Regions from separate parts of the Homo sapiens genome. Here region 1 is linked to region 2. A link is a loop called in an ENCODE intact Hi-C map of the cell type or tissue named here. Cell type or tissue: heart left ventricle. All regions are shown on one strand.

Region 1 (8,000 bases), 190 kb after region 2:
TAGTGTGTTCTCACACTGCTAATAAAGACATACCCAAGACTGGGTAATTTATGAAGAAAGAGGCTTAACTGACTCACAGTTCCACATGGCTGGGGAGGCCTCACAATCATGGTGAAAGGCAAAGGAGGAGCAAAGTCACACCTTACATGGCAGCAGGAAAGAGAGAGAGAGCATGTGCAGGGTAACTCCCCCTTATAAAACCATCACATCTCATGAGACTTACTCACTGTCATGAGAACAGCATGGGAAAGACTTGCCCTCATGATTCAGTTACCTCCCACCAGGTTCCTCCCACGACACATGGGAATTATGGGAGCTACAATTCTAGATTTGGGTGGTGACACAGCCAAACCATATAAGATGCCCAGTTAAATCTGAATTTTACATAAACAAGAAATACTTTTTAGTATATCTCATGCAATGTTTGCATTTTTATTTACTAAATATGGTAATCCTGTATCACTTCCAGGGGTCCTTTTCTAATTTTCATGCCTCTCAACAGAAGGATACATGATGCTCCCTGAATTCCAGGATATTTTTTTCTCTCTATGGTACTTTGTATTTCACTTTACTTTTTGTAAAACTGACTCTTCATTTTTATGAGACTGAAAGATCCTGTAGTAGAGGCATTTAGTTTTAAGTATCTTCATGCTGTATCAGCTGACAGACTGAATCCTTAAATCCAGTATCCTGCTGAATCATACTAGAGCCCGAGGCAAAAATATAGAAGAAAGTATGCCTGTATATGCACTTATCAGTATATCCCCTCATATTTTGTACCAAATGAAAAAAGTTAATAAAAGCTCTACAATAAAAAAAATTGACTATATAGAAAGATCCACAATGCCCGACCTGTTGGACACCATTGTGTCCTTCCAAGTGGGGGACTCCACCAGTTAAGTAGAAATGACCATTCTCATTGCATAATAGTGGAGGATTATCAAACAACAGCAGCGTTAATTTAAAATGTTGATATTTTGTCCATCATATTGCATTAATGTTTATCTTAAAAAATATTGTACTAAATTATTATCTTGACTTTTCAGTGTTTTGGTACCCCCTTAAATTTTGTGCTTCTGGTTAAATCTTTTGAGAGAGTGCATGGAGTTGTTTCATTTTAGTATCTACTTAATGTTTTTATGTCTAAGTCACCTATGTATTCAGGTTCACCAGCGATTCAAAATCTTGAGGACCCATTGAGTTCTTTCTTTTATAAATGAAGAAACTGACCACAATGGGAAGGTTGAGACCACAATTTCTTACTTGCTGTGATTTCTGCTGACCATTTAGGCTTTCCTGTGGAAGAAGGAATCATTTAACTCAAGCATTCTTGTTGCCTTTGATATCAAAGTTCTTAAGAATAAAGAATGTCATTGGAGCATATTGTGTTCATTATTAGAACCATTAATGCGTGTCGATCATCCCTAGATCACTTCCTTTGAATGTCTGCCAGGTTTTTCGCAGAGGTAAAAATGTAAATGGAAACATAGGTGTCCTTATGTAAATTGCCTTTCCATTTTGCGTAATAGAAAGATTAGTTTTGATTTTTATGGGTAACATTTGAGCCTAGGTCAGTACTTTCTCAAAAAGTTCCACTATTGTAAGTATCTGCTTTAGTAAAGTTTCTTTTGGGTGTCTACAGATGGCTGTGCTCTGCCTTGAATTGCCCTCTTGACTTCCGATTTGGGAATTAAGATTTTGATAGAAACCTTATCTCACCTTTCTGTGTAGTTTGCTTCATTAGAGCTGATAAAGTAAGATCCACAGCAAATACAGAACACTGGAGATGTGACAGACAACCTTGTAAAACTCTTTTTTGGGACAAGTTAGGAGTTTGATTGACAGATTGTCCTGTAATTTTGTGAAGCAAAGAGAATTTTCTTATTAACCAATGAGTCTGATAGGCTCAAATGTGATGGGTTTAGTTTAGTTCTGCTTGTATTTGGATGACTTTTTTCTTTCTTTCTTTTTATGGAATGTAAGGCAAGCAGATATATCAGAGTTTGTCCTATATAGGAGCCGTGAAGCAAGTATTTTGGAAAATACTGTATTTGAAGCTCTAATTCAGATAAAGTTCTAAAGATTTAGGGAAAAAAAGAGACTCTTTATACTGAGTACTTCAGCAGACTGTTATGCTAAAACTATAGGCCTCACGAAAGAACCTATGGTTCCATTACTTAAGTAAGCATTCTGAGAAGGACAGACTGGTTAATGTAACAACCAAAAGGAATAAGAGACCCACACAAAACTAAGGTTGTCAGATTCATCTTGATAAAATGACCGTGTGGAAAGCTGTGGAAAAGATAATTTTGTAGTCTCAAAATATTAGCTCACTAATTATTAATTATGTAGGGCAAAGGTACCTTTACAATAGAGAAATCCAGCAGATAGCAGCTTAATCAGTTGATCAGATATCACCACCAATAATGCGGAAAATCGTTATTATGTGCCTTCATATGTGATCCTGTGATCCTGTGGGAAGTACAGCACCTCTTACAGTATTCTTGCCAAAAAATGTTTAATCTGAATTTAATCACAAGGAAGCAATCAGACAAATCAAGATTATGGATGTCCCACAAGACAACTGATACAGATTCTTCAAAATTGTCATTGTGATGAAACACAAGAGCAAAAATTAAAGGAGAATGACAATTAAATGCATTGCATGATCCCTTGTTGCATCTTGGATTGAAAGAAATCTGTTAAGAACATGATTGGGGGCCAGGCATGGTGGCTCATGCCTATAATCCCAGCACTTTGGGAGGTGGAAGCCAGAGGATTACTTGAGCTCAGGAGTTTGAGATCAGCCTGGGCACCGTAGGGAGACCCTATCTCTGCAAAAAGTAAAAAAGTTAGCCAAGTGTGGTGGCATGTGCCTGTGGTCCTAGCTACTGGGGTGGCTGAGGTGGGAGGATCACTTGGACCTGAGAGATTGAAGCTGCAGTATGATTGGGACAAGTAGAGATAGACTGTATCTGAGAAAAAAAAAGATTGTATCAAAGTTAAATTTCTTGGGTATGATAATGATAATGTGATTTAATAGGAGACTGTCCTAGTACTTAGGAGATGCATGCTGAATACTTAGGGGTAACATGTTATGATGTTTGAAATTTACTTTCAAATGGTTTTGCAAAGAAAAATGTATGATGAGAGAGAGCAATGAAGCAAATGTGGTGAAATGTTAGCAATTGATAAATCTGAGTGAAACATTCATGGGTGTACATTCTACTCTTTCTTTTTTTAGTATGTTTGAAAATTTTCTAACAAACATTAGGTTTTTAACCACATATAAGGTGGAAAGTTAAGGGGCCTAGAAACAGAAGTCTCTCAAGAATTCTCTGCTGTCAGCTTTTGCTCTCTTATGCATTGGATTTAGGAGCAGAAAAATAATCAAGGTAAAAAGGAATATTTTAAAAACATAAGCCATATGGGATGTAAGAAAACACAGAGAGAGAACATGGACTATCTTAAAGTTAGGGCTATTTTTTTCCGTTCACAGTAAATTAATGGATAATTAACTTAATAATGAGAAGAACTGAATATGACTTACTAAGAGTACCAAGATTGGTATGTAATGTAAGGTGGTTAAGATAGCAGAAGAGGCTTCATAATGCCCAACTGAAGCCACTGTACAGACTGTCCAAAGAGACTCATGTGTCAAGGGTAGTTAAAATAAAAGAAGCCAAGACTAGAGCCTAGCTCTCTCATGCTTAACACATGTGTAACACACTTCAAAGTGAGACTGAGGAAGCTTAAATGTGAGATCTACTTAGGGGATAATGAGAAATGAGAGTAATGAGAAACTGAGCAGTCAGAAACTATCTTTGAAGGAAAGAATTTGTAGCTAAGATATTCTTCAAATGACAGATAATTTCTCTAAATGTATGTAATGATAAATTGTAGTTTTGAAAATTAAATAAAAAATTAAAAGATTTTTCTCCTTACATAATTAAGGCTTTTTAAAAATTGAATGTTTACTTTGAAGGATACAAGAAAGATAAATCTGATATAGAGCCCACCCTCAAGGAATTTATATTGTTGAATTATAACATATATGTCTATAAATCATTGTCATCCTACAAGAGACACTGTGTACATTTCACAAAACAGTGGTGGAAAGAGAACAGGCTTTGGAGTCATATAATTAGAACCTGTCATTTGCCATGTGCTTTGTAACCTTGACAAAATAACTTGTCTTGCATTTATTGTTAGCAAAGCAAGGGGCCTCTGTTTTGCTTGAGTCATGAGGACTCATAATGTTTTACATAACACAGGACTGACATGTAGTTAACATTTAAGAGATTATAAACATGATAGTATTAGTGATATTGTTGTGACATACTTTTATATAGTTCAGCATTCTTTGTTTTTTCCAGAACCTGTAGCATGAACTGCCACTTAGTGGCAGCCATCAGAATTACATATGCTACTGTAGAGGATGAAATCACTTGGCCTGATGTGTCCTGTGAGACCACCCTGAGATATTAATCTGTAATCTTTGGATGTGGATATTCAATTTTTCAGAGTCTTCCTCACTATACTCTTAGGTTGGCACATTTTAGCATAGATTTTGTCACCTGTGTAATTCTATATAATTACGTTTTGCCTATTTTTGTTTCTTTATATAGATGTAATCATACTGTGTGTATTCCTCTATGACTTGCTTCTTTTGTTTGATAAAAGATAAACTGAGGCACATTAAAAACTTAGAGGGTTTATTTGGACAGACAGTGATTCATGAACCAGGCAGCTCCAGACCATAGATGGTTTGGGGCTCCGCTAAAGGGACACGAGGGGAAGATTTTTACAAGGCAAATGCAGAAGCAAGGCAAAAGAAATATTTGATTGGTTAAAGTGGAGCACTAGCCTTATTTGGATCATCTCAGTGGAAAGTGTCAGTGGAATATCAGGATTCCCTGGCACTTATTTTTTTCTTTGTTTAGCAGTTATGTACTCTTATTATCTGATATTTTAATGATTACACTCACTATTTTAATATACACATTTAACAAAATATATAGGTAATCAATATGTACTCTTTTGTCAGACTTACTTCTTTTCTCCCTTCCCTATCAGAAATAATTGTTTTATACAATCGATGTTTACAGCTACCCGTATATATACAAGTGTTTTTGCTTGCATCTCTGTCCTTCCATCTGAGATAATTTTCCTTCCTTCTCCATTGTGTTCTTTAGAATTTTCTTTAATGAGAGGCTTTTTTCAGTTTTTTTCCTTTGCCTATATTATTGTTTTTTATTGTTTGGGAAGATAGTTTGGCTGAATATTAAATTCTACATTATGAGTTTTTTTTTTCAGCTCATTGAGGATACGATTTTACTGTTTCCTGGTACTCTTTCTTGCTATTAAGAGGTTGTTATAAATCTAATTAACATTCTTTCATAGGTGATCAGCCTTTATTTTCTGGCAGGTTTTAATATCTCTTCTCTATCTTTGGTATCATGCAGATTTGTAATGAGACATTGAGATGTTTAATTTTTATTTATTATGCTTTTAATTGAGCTCCTTAAATTTGAGGATTGGTGTTCATCATTTGTCAACATTCTTAGCCAGTATCTCTGTAAATTTTTACTTTCTCATATGCTGATGTGTTCTTCTGGAATTCCAATTACATATGTGTTATTTCCCTCTACATATATTCTACTTAATATCTTGTAACCTATCCGTCATTTTATTTTTTTATTTCAGACAGGATCTCATTGTGTTGCCCAGGCTGGTCTAGAACTCCTGACCTCAAGCAATCCTCTCACCATCTCTGCCTCCCAAAGTGCTGGGACTACAGGCATGAGCCACCGTGCCTGGCCCATGTTTTACACTTTTGATGAAAGGTCATCCAAATTGTATTATGCCAATTTCATCTAAACACAGTAGTTTCCATTGACTGTAAGAGTGGGGAGAGAGGAGATAGCAAAGGAGAGACAGAGAAAGACGTTGTTGCCTCAACTTTTATTTTTTCTGCTTCGAGTTTATGCTGGATGTTGGGAAAACTCTGAGTTCTTGCTGCTTGCTATGTTCTGAATGTTGTTGTCCTGCCAAAAGTCACAAGTTGAAGTTGAATAACCACTGTAATAGTATTAAGAGGTAGAGACTTTTGGGAAGTGATTAAAGTGATGAGGGCAGAGTGCCCTTTTAAAAGAAGTTGAAGTGAATGCCCCTGTCCCCTTCCACCATGTGAGGATGCAACAGCAAGGCACCTTCTATGAAGCAGAGAGAGAACCTTCATCAGATGTTGAATCTGCTAGTTCCTTGATCTTGGACTTCTCAGCCTCCAGAACTGTGAGAAATAAGTTTCTATTTCTTTTGAATTACCCAGTCTAAGGTATTTTGCTATAACAGCAGGAACAGACTAAGACACTGCTCTTCTGGCTGTGCTAGATAAGGTTTCACGATCCCTTTTTGCTGAAACCTGTCTGGGGGGTCCCTAGCCTGTGATTTGAGTGTCCCCACCCCCAGGATACAGCTTCTCTGAATGTTTCTCTCCTCCTCTGTGTGGAGATAGTTTAGATAGTTTTTGACATGTGAGAAATGACTGACTCTCCAGGAGTCTTCTAGATCTTTGGGTGATGGCATAAGTTATATAGCTTTAGTCCTTAATGCTTAAAAGCCTGTTTGTTATAACTCAAAAGACTGGGTAGGGTTTATAAAACTCAAAGAAAGATTTGATTCTTATTTTCTCAGGATCACTTCTCTGAGGTTGTGAGGTAGACTTTCGTGGCCATTTTGACTGGGGGAAGAGGATATGGCATTCCAAGAACTGAGCTGGGAGTGTGAAACCCCTGTTAGTATATCCTGCTATAGTGATAGTGAAAGAGAAAGTACCACTAGAATTACCATGGAGCCCATGAATCAAATTAATCCTCGTTCGAATATGGGGATTTGTGCTTCATTTTTTTTTTTTGTACCAAAGTGGTGAAAATTAATATACATTCTAAGATCCTGGTTCAGTTTTGGTGATGAGTCTTTTTTTTTTTTTGAGACGAAGTCTTGCTATGTCGCCCAGGCTGGAGTGCAGTGGTGCCATCTCGGCTCACTGCAAGCTCTGCCTCTCGGATTCACGCCATTCTCCTGCATCAGCCTCCCGAGTAGCTGGGACTGCAGGTGCCCGCTATCACGCCCAGCTAATTTTTTTGTATTTTTAGTAGAGATTTTTAGTAGAGACAGGATTTCACTGTGTTAGCCAGGATGGTTTCGATCTCCTGACCTCGTGATCCGCCCGCCTCGGCCTCCCAAAGTGCTGGGATTAAAGGCGTGAGCCACTGCACCCGGCCTGATGAGTCTTAATATCTTATGATCACTGCCGTCTTGTGCATTTCTCTCTCAGTGTCGGTACTGATTATCTCTACATTGTAATGAATTATTATTATTATTATTATTATTATTATTGTTTAGGCAACCGAAAATTTAGTGCTATATTTTGTAAGAAAAATGGTTCCTTTGCTGCCCTTTAAAAATGTCCTTTGGGAACTGACCTAGCCACTTAAAGTTCTGATTTCAAATAACTCTTCAAAACTGACCTCACTGTTGTTTAGAATAATTCTCACTATCTGATAAGTCATTTTCTTTATTTGTAGAACTGGGACTAAAAATGTAACCTGTTTCATATCCCTGACTTCCCCATAGTAAACATTGTAAGACACTTCTTAACATTTCTGCGTTAGTAAATGAAAGTAAGTGGGAGAAGGAAGGAAATTGGCTAGTTAGTATTGCTTAATGAGGGAAATTATTAAGTAAGCTGGTTTAGTGGGGAGATAAAATGGAAGATGTCTTTACCTATCTGGTGTTGGATTTTATGAACTTTAGAGTTCTGTCTGATTCTAGCAGTTCTGAGAGAGAAGAAATCTGTGATGCTCTTGTGTTCAGGGAATACAGTTCTGCTTGTTACCATGTGATCTCTACTCATTTACTTTTATTAAGTTCATTGTTTTATTTCTGATGTATTTTTCCTACAAGTACTTCCTTACTTGTAATGACAGAAGTAGAAA
Region 2 (8,000 bases):
TCATGTGGAAAGTGAGGACAATGATTTGCCATAAATGAGTTATGGTGAAGCAGAGAACTGAGGACTTAGATGTACAATTTTTTTTTCTTTTTTTTTTCTTTTTGAGATGGAGTTTTGCTCTGTAACCCAGGCTGGAGTGCAATGGCACAATCTCAGCTCACTGCAACTTCCTCTTCCCAGGTTCAAGCAATTCTCCTGCCTCAGCCTCCTGAGTAGCTAGGATTACAGGTGCAAGCCACCATGCCCAGCTAATTTTTTTTTGTATTTTTAGTAGAGATGGCGTTTCACCATGTTGGTCAGGCTGGTCTCGAACTCCTGACCTCATGATCCGCCCACCTCGGCCTCCCAAAGTGCTGGGATTACAGGTGTGAGCCACCGTGCCCGGCCTTAGATGTAGAATTTTCCCAAAAGAGAATTCTTTGAGTTCTGTTTCAGTTATTTTTGAGTGAGACAGGTGTCATGTACCTACATAGGTATAGTTTGCATTTGCTGTAAAACTCTTGTGTCGACTATACACATAGATTTGAGGAGTATAGCTGTAGTGAGGGTCTAGCATATTGTATGTGTCTGTTTCTTCTAGTGATAGGTTTTATATCACTTTTGTATAGTGCATGCCACAAAGCTATTTTTAAGTCATATTTAGTTTGAGCATATAGTCATTATCTAGAAACCTCAGTTAAGTATATTTCCTGTGCTTCTTTAATTTCCCTGTACCAGATTCTGCTTCTCTACTTTTTGGACAGAGAACCTCTTTGGGTGGCTTTTTATTCCATTGTAAAACGATGAGGTCGGATAGATTACCTGCCATTTGTTATATAGGCCAGTGTTTTAAACTACTGGAATTTTATGAGTTATTCTAAAAATAGCTTCTGTGCTATGCCCTATGTCAGAGTATTTTTGATGTAGATCTGTATGCGTTATGTGTGTGTTTGGCCTATTTTTTACATTTTCTACTCTGAATAATTAGGCTGTAAACTATTATAGATTACTCAATTCTCAAGAAAATAGTAATACTATGAATAGATTTCAGAAAGTTATAGGGAAATGATTATAGGGAAATGGAAAGTTGATTTCCTGAAAGTTAATTGTGACTGTTTACTTTTCAGTCTCTTAGTTGATATTTTACTAGTTTTATAATTCTGTGACTTCTCTTAGAGTCCTTTGACTGCTGCTGTAACAATCTTGTTTTAAATTTCATCCTTTGGAGGCTTACATGAATGATGTAGGATCAAATTCACCTCTCCAGGCTTTCCCCCCCGACCCCCTAGGCTGAAAGCATTTTAAGGGGAGATGGAGGCAAACGCCATTTTTGAGTTGCACTGAACTCAGTTAAAACCTTGATCCTGCTGTTTCTTACTCATGTGACTTGCTTTAGTTATCTTAATTTTTGCACTTTGTTTTCCTTCCTTGCAGAAAGGATACAATACTACTTCATACATGTTCTATTGAGGATCAGACTAAATGAGATTAAGAGGTAAAGCGCCAAATGAGTTTCATTGCCACAAAACACAAGAAAGCTTCAATAAAGGTTTTTTTCCTCTCCTATCAGGAGAGGATAGTGAAGCCTATTATTTGCTTTCTGCAGTTTACTAATTTGAATTGGGCTGTATCAATGTCTAATATCACCTAGTCTGTTTTTACCTGTTAGCCACTGACAGTTTAATTTTTTTTTCTCTTTGCTGTGATTTGAGGCTGTTGTAGCAGTTAGGTGAAAAAATTGGTAGCCATGTTGATAATCAACTAGAGTAGTATATAAGATAAACATTTGTGTCACAGTTTAAATAGCAGTAGTTAATTCAGCATTATGTGAAAGCTTCCATTTCCTGACTCTTACTGTTCACCATAGAGTTAATAAATTAATGGGTTTATATATGAGTTAATATATTAAGGAGATTGGTTGTCCGCACCCTTAGTTCCCCTCCTATAATCTTGATGTCTTATTTCTCAAATACTCCTTGTGAAGTGAGTTTAATTGTAATACCAGACATAAATAATTTACATTTTTGAGGGATTTTGTACAAAGGGTTAAGTACTCACTTGAGCCTCCCAAATCATCCAGAGTATATACTCGCCTTCAGTGTTCTTTCCCCTCTTAATGGATGGGGCATTTACTTAAACCCAGAATGGTAGTTTCCAGTGAACAGTAATATTTGAATGTGGCATTCTAAAGAGGTGATCTAAAGATATTGAACATCATCTTATTGTTGTCTTTGTCCACTTGGGTTGCTGTACCAAAATACTATAAACTGGATAACTTACAAACAACAGACATGTGTTTGTCACAGATCTGGAGGCTGACAAGTCCAAGATTAAGGCACTGGCAGGTTTGGTGTTTGGTGAGGGCTTGCTTTCTAGTTTATAGACACCTTCTCCCTGTATCCTCACATGGTAGAAAGGCAAACAAGCTCCCTGTGTTCTATTTTATAAAGGTACTAATCCCATATATTAGGGCTCTGCCCTCATGATTTAATCACTCCCCAAAGATCCCACTTCCTAATACTATCATCTTGGAGGTTAGGATTTCAACATATGGGTTTTGGGGGTACACAAACCTTTAGACCATAGCAACTACATCTCAGGATTTTGCTATCATTTGCTGGTAATAGAAAATGTTTGATACAAGTTATCTTTTATTGAGTATTTTTAATATACCAGGTACTATGCTGTTTTATATAATTAATCCTCATAACTACCACATGAGGTAGCTATTTTTATCCAATTTTACCAGTGAGGTAATTGAGGCATAAAGAAGTTAACAACAGGTGGGTGTCAAAGTCAAAATTCTAACCCAGATCTGTTAAGATTCCCAAACTTCTCTTCTCTAGCCCTTTGGATTGCATGGATACATTACCTGTAATGCTAATCCACACACGTTTGAACCAAGTAGCAACTTCCAAAAGACATTATCTCCCTTGAAAACACTTATGGACCAGTGCTGTGAGACATCAAAGGAAGAAGTTAATTATTAGCATGAGTAGAAAATCATTTTTTAGGATGATAATTGATTTCAGGAGAAGCTGCAAGTACCAGCAGAAGTGTATTTAAAAATTTTTCTAGGAAAATTCCTGAAATTATCAAAGAGGAAAGCTAGTATTTAGTGTTAATCTTAATCCTATTTGAATATGAATATAATTAATAATAGAATTGCAGTATTTTATACAAAATTTCTCTGTATTACAGACATAGTGTTTTACATTTTTGTGATATTTTGATTCAGAAGCTAGTACCATTTGATTTTTGTCCAGAAGATTTAATGGCAATTTTAATGAATTCATGAACTGATAACTCTGTACTCTGTTCCTTAACACTTGTTTCAGATGTTCATTCAGTTCCATTAACATTTGAACAGTTACTATGTGCCAGGCACTGTGAGAGGTGTCGAAGAATTAAACAAGAGTTATACTGCCAAAGAGAGAAGATCCTGGTCTCATGATAGTGCTATAGAAACACCAATTGCAAAAATAGTTATTCTTATGTGAGGGATAAGAAAGGAATCTGAAAATCCTATAAATAGTAAGTGACATTTGAACTAAGTTTTGAATTACATGTAGTGATGTGATGAATATGCAAGCAGACATATTTTAGGGTAAGGTAATTGCACTAATGGAAAAGAGCGTTAACAAAGATAAAACATCAGAAAAATATGGGGAATGCTTAATAAGTGGTGAGTGTTACAGTGCCACTAGGTTGATAGGCTAGGTAGTAGGGAAGTATTCATATTTGGTCTGGAAAAGAAAGAAAGGACCAGGTTGTTAAATTTTTTTCAGTGTCATGCTGTGAAATTTGAAAGTCTCTAGGTAATAAGAACTATAGCATGAGATTTTAGCAAGTGTGAAATGTGATCAGATTTTAATTCTTGTTTTATTTATCTATTTTGAGAAATTAAGAAAAATATAGAATACAAAAAGGAGTAATAACAGCTGTATGCCTGTCACCCATAAATTGACAGTTGTTAACATTTTATTAAATTTGCTGCTGCTGCTTGAATTAATAAAGCAAATAAACTTCAAGTCTCTGTTGTCTTACATTCGTACTGTTGTCCCATTGTTCCCTTCCAGAGCAACTGCTATGATGATCTAAAATGCTTTAAAAAATATTTTAATATGTATGTGGATACCCATGATGTGGTATTATTTAGTTTGTGGTCACATGTAATTTATATCTAGTGACATATGGTTAAATATCTGGTCTCACAAAGTATATATGAGTCTACAATTTGCATGTTTACTTTTATTTTTGAGATCTAGCCATAATGGGTATAATTCATTCTTTTTCATTGTTAGTATTCTATTATATGTATAAATCTCTGGGTTATTCATTTCCTATTGAAGGACACTTACATTGCTTCTACTGTTTTACTATCAGAGGCAGTATTGCAATAAAATTATTGTATAAATCTCTTGTGCTCATCTTCAAGAGTTCTCTACGGCATATATGAGAAGTATATACAATATGGTACTAAGATATGTACATTTTCAAATTTTTCTATATCATGTCAAATCACTCTCTACTGGTAATTGAAATCATGTTTTAGAGATGTATCTTGCTGATGGAGTGTCAACTCTTTTGAGGGCCAGGAATATGTGCTCATCTTTTTATTCATCCCTCCTAGTGTTGGAATATAATAGACATTCAATAAATGTTGGGTTAGGGACAGATGGGTTACTACTGCATTGTGCATGCTTTAAAAAATGTATCACTTCAAATATTTTGGTGACATATTTTATTAAATAAAAGCTTAAAATAGCTTAAAGAGTCAAATGTTTTTTCACTTTTAAAGTAAGTAAATTGTTTTGACCTAGTTAGCACATTAATGATGCCATTCTTTATGTATCAAATTTATCCAGCCAAAGTCACTAATGTACTCAAGGGGTATTTTTTGGCATAATTGTCATTAACAACATGCAGTTCTGATCAACTAGAATGTAATTCTTGTCAGAATTATGTTGACTTGTACATTCTTACTGTTAATAAAATCGGTTTTATTTTGTTTAAGTGGTATTTGAAAGATCCAATTTAATTTAAAACGAGTTTTTTTTTTTTTTTTTTAAAGTAGAGACAGGGTCTCACTATATTGCCCAGGCTGGTCTCGAACTCCCGGGCTCAAGCGATTCTCCTGCCTTGGCCTCCCGAATTGCTGGGATTGTAGGCATCAGCCACCATGCCTGGCCTAAAACACGTTTTTTTGACAGTATAATTTCAATCTGAAGAATAAATACATTTTTACTCATTCTAAATTCTTTGCTAGATCGTATCCTCTTATTCTCTTTTTAGTCTATTGGTATCTTTCTCTTAAGGTTTTTTTTTTTTTTAATCACATAGCTTGGCAGGAACATAAGTGGATTATATTCTATCATTTGAAGGCATTGAAAGCAATAAAGAATGAATGTGTATTTTTTCTTTCCCTGTGTGCCAGTGTCGTATGGAAGACAGGCAGTGTCTTGGATGATATCCAGACAATTTTTCTTTGGAATGCATTATTTTTTACCCAGCAGATTTACCTGCTTAATTATATTAGTTTAGCAATATTAAAATTAGTTCACTAACTCTGGGGATTCATCAGCTGATGATAGGAGATGGCCAAATGCAAACGGGATCTCAGGAGGAAGCTAGCTTAGTATTAAAAACTCCGATAAGGATATCCCAGTGTGGATAATGCAGAATTTGTTATGGTTAAAAATAGGAAATTCCAAATAGTATTTAAGTATTCTTTAAAAATATATTTTTTTCTGGATCAAATTTTAGAATGCTTCTTTTGGATTTAAAATTTATGGTTAGTAGATTATTTTTAGTGTAATTCCTTGGCTAGTGCTTTTTTCCCCACATACATAGTCTGTAGTTTAAGTCCTTTTTTTTTTTTAATAAAAATCTAATTTTTATTTGCTTTCTTTTTTGACTACCTGTTAAAATCAGATATTTGAAGCAAAACAAATTATCTCTAAGATACAAGTGTGGAAGTGCAGTCTTGGGCTTTGTGCTCAAGTGTTGGCAACGGGAGATAGTGGGTTGAGATAAAGACTTGAGTCATTAGGCTTAGCAAATAGAAATTTTATAAGGTTAGATGGCAGTGGCATGCTAGTAGTACATTAAGCCTGTCATCTATGAGGATATTTTCCTGAACTACCTTTCTAGCCAGTCAACAAGTGAAATGTATTATTTGGATCTAGGAAGAAGTTTTGGCTTATGTTTTTATCCACAGTAATGAGGTTCTAGGGTTTTAGGATATCCAAGACTTATTCCCAGTTATTTCAGTGACTAAACTTAAAGGAAGGAGAATTGGAGAATTAGCTTTTTTTCTTTCTTTCTTTTTTAAATAAAGATTTGCCTTTCTAAATATAGTTTACAAACTGTAGTTGAATCTGGCTTCTGGGTAATAGGATGCACTTTTTCCATCATTTTATTGTAGTCATTATCACAAAGATACATTATTGTAAATGTCCTATGGCACTTGGGCCTTTGTCAGGTAACCCTGTCTTCAGGCAAAGATATACAGGTGATGTTCCTATCTAAACCTGTGTGCTGAGTACTGTTCCTATTAGTGCTGCAGATTTTGCTTACTCATATTAGGTAGGTTGTCTTCTTTTGCTGTCTTTCTTTAAATTATTTACAAAGGTTTGAACATAAAGTTACCTGACAGGCAGTAGAAGGATGTATTCATCATGTGAGTTTTGGGGTGGATTCTTTTTGTTGTTGTTGTTGTTGACTATATCATCCAGATTTTAATAGCCAAGAAATTTAAAAGCCAGATAAGTCCATACTGTTTCGATACTTTTTTTTCCCAACCCTTCTTCTCTTGCATCTTAGTTGTAGCCACATCTAGGTTGCAGACTATATCAGTATAGTATTTTTCTTTAGTGGCTGCCATATTTCATTATTTTTGGTTTCTAAAGTATGATGGTAGAAGTACTCAAGTTACTTCAGGAGAGTTTGGGGATAAAAAATTTGTAGTGTCTGTTACCAGATCTTTATTGGCTATTTTTGATTGGAGCATAAAATCTAGATGGTTATCATTCACTTTAATAAAACATATAAATAAATATATTGAGACTCTGTAATACAAAGAAAAGTGGTTGTAAATCCGAGTCCTTCTTACTGAACTATAGTTGGGTGATTTTCTTTTATTTTCATTTTTACTGTATATCTTTGAGAATATAAAGAAGAAGGCATATATTTATATTCATTACTGTTTAAATGTCCAAGTGAACGCCGAGAGGTTATAAAATTATTTGCATCATGTTCTAGCTTTTCATTGTAACTCCTCTGAGAACATGATAAAACTTCTATATCTTTTTAGTAGGTTAATATTTATTCTAAGTATTTGAAGATAATTTTGTAGCTTGCTATTTCATACATTTTAAATTGTTGCAGGACACTAATATATACACATATACTCATTCTATTAATATACTGATAAATCTCTGTTTATCATATATAATTGTAGGCAGTTTCATCAGATCTAGTATACATTCTATAGTTTTTCATTGTTTTAAGCTTTTTTGTGCGAAGAATTTAATGGAAAAAAGTGTGAAAGGTTAAAGATACATTGTATATATTCCTCTGAATTCACTCATAAACTAAGATGTTTCTAAAGGTTGACTTTTGTTGGTCATATCTACAGTCCAGGAGTGCTCTTTCCAAAATACTATTTTTATCATTTAAGAAATATGTAGTGGCTCATTTCAAAGATTTCTTCAGTTACTAGTCTCTGTCTTATTACTTTTTTTTTTTTTTACTTTTTGTACTTGTCCTTTTATCACTCTTCTTCTTTCTTCCAGAATGTGTTCATTACTACCTTCAAGCTCAGCTGAATATTATTTTTCGCAAATACTCTTTGAGAATTACCTCACATTTTTTACTTTCCTGTATTCTGTCAGCTTCCTGTATTTAGTTAGTTCTTACTAATCCATTGATAATTTGTTGTAGGTTTGAGAGTTTTAGTTCGGTAATGTCTCCCAGTGTAACTCCTTGGAATAAGAATGAGATCGTTTGCATACACGTTA

What was found. Hi-C counts contacts between places; a loop is a spot of excess contacts. Peaks named below come from ENCODE experiments on the same cell type or tissue, not always from the same donor. Only the 100,000 strongest peaks of a DNase experiment are listed, where the experiment ranks them.
Region 1: a loop joins it to region 2, with 13 times the contacts of the local background. A loop is called at or near these places in 27 of 110 quality-filtered maps.

What each region holds. Positions count from the first base shown.
Region 1 is chr5:108,145,223-108,153,222 of GRCh38, reverse strand. The region is part of intron 6 of FBXL17 (F-box and leucine rich repeat protein 17); the gene reads left to right. Among named protein-coding and RNA genes, the nearest start is that of FBXL17, 230 kb to the left of the region's middle. RefSeq lists a silencer at 4,061-4,355. In heart left ventricle, a CTCF peak has its summit at 4,379; no DNase peak of the experiment used is centred here.
Region 2 is chr5:108,337,440-108,345,439 of GRCh38, reverse strand. The region is part of intron 4 of FBXL17 (F-box and leucine rich repeat protein 17); the gene reads left to right. Among named protein-coding and RNA genes, the nearest start is that of FBXL17, 41 kb to the left of the region's middle. In heart left ventricle, no CTCF peak of the experiment used is centred here; no DNase peak of the experiment used is centred here; H3K27ac peaks cover 364 bases.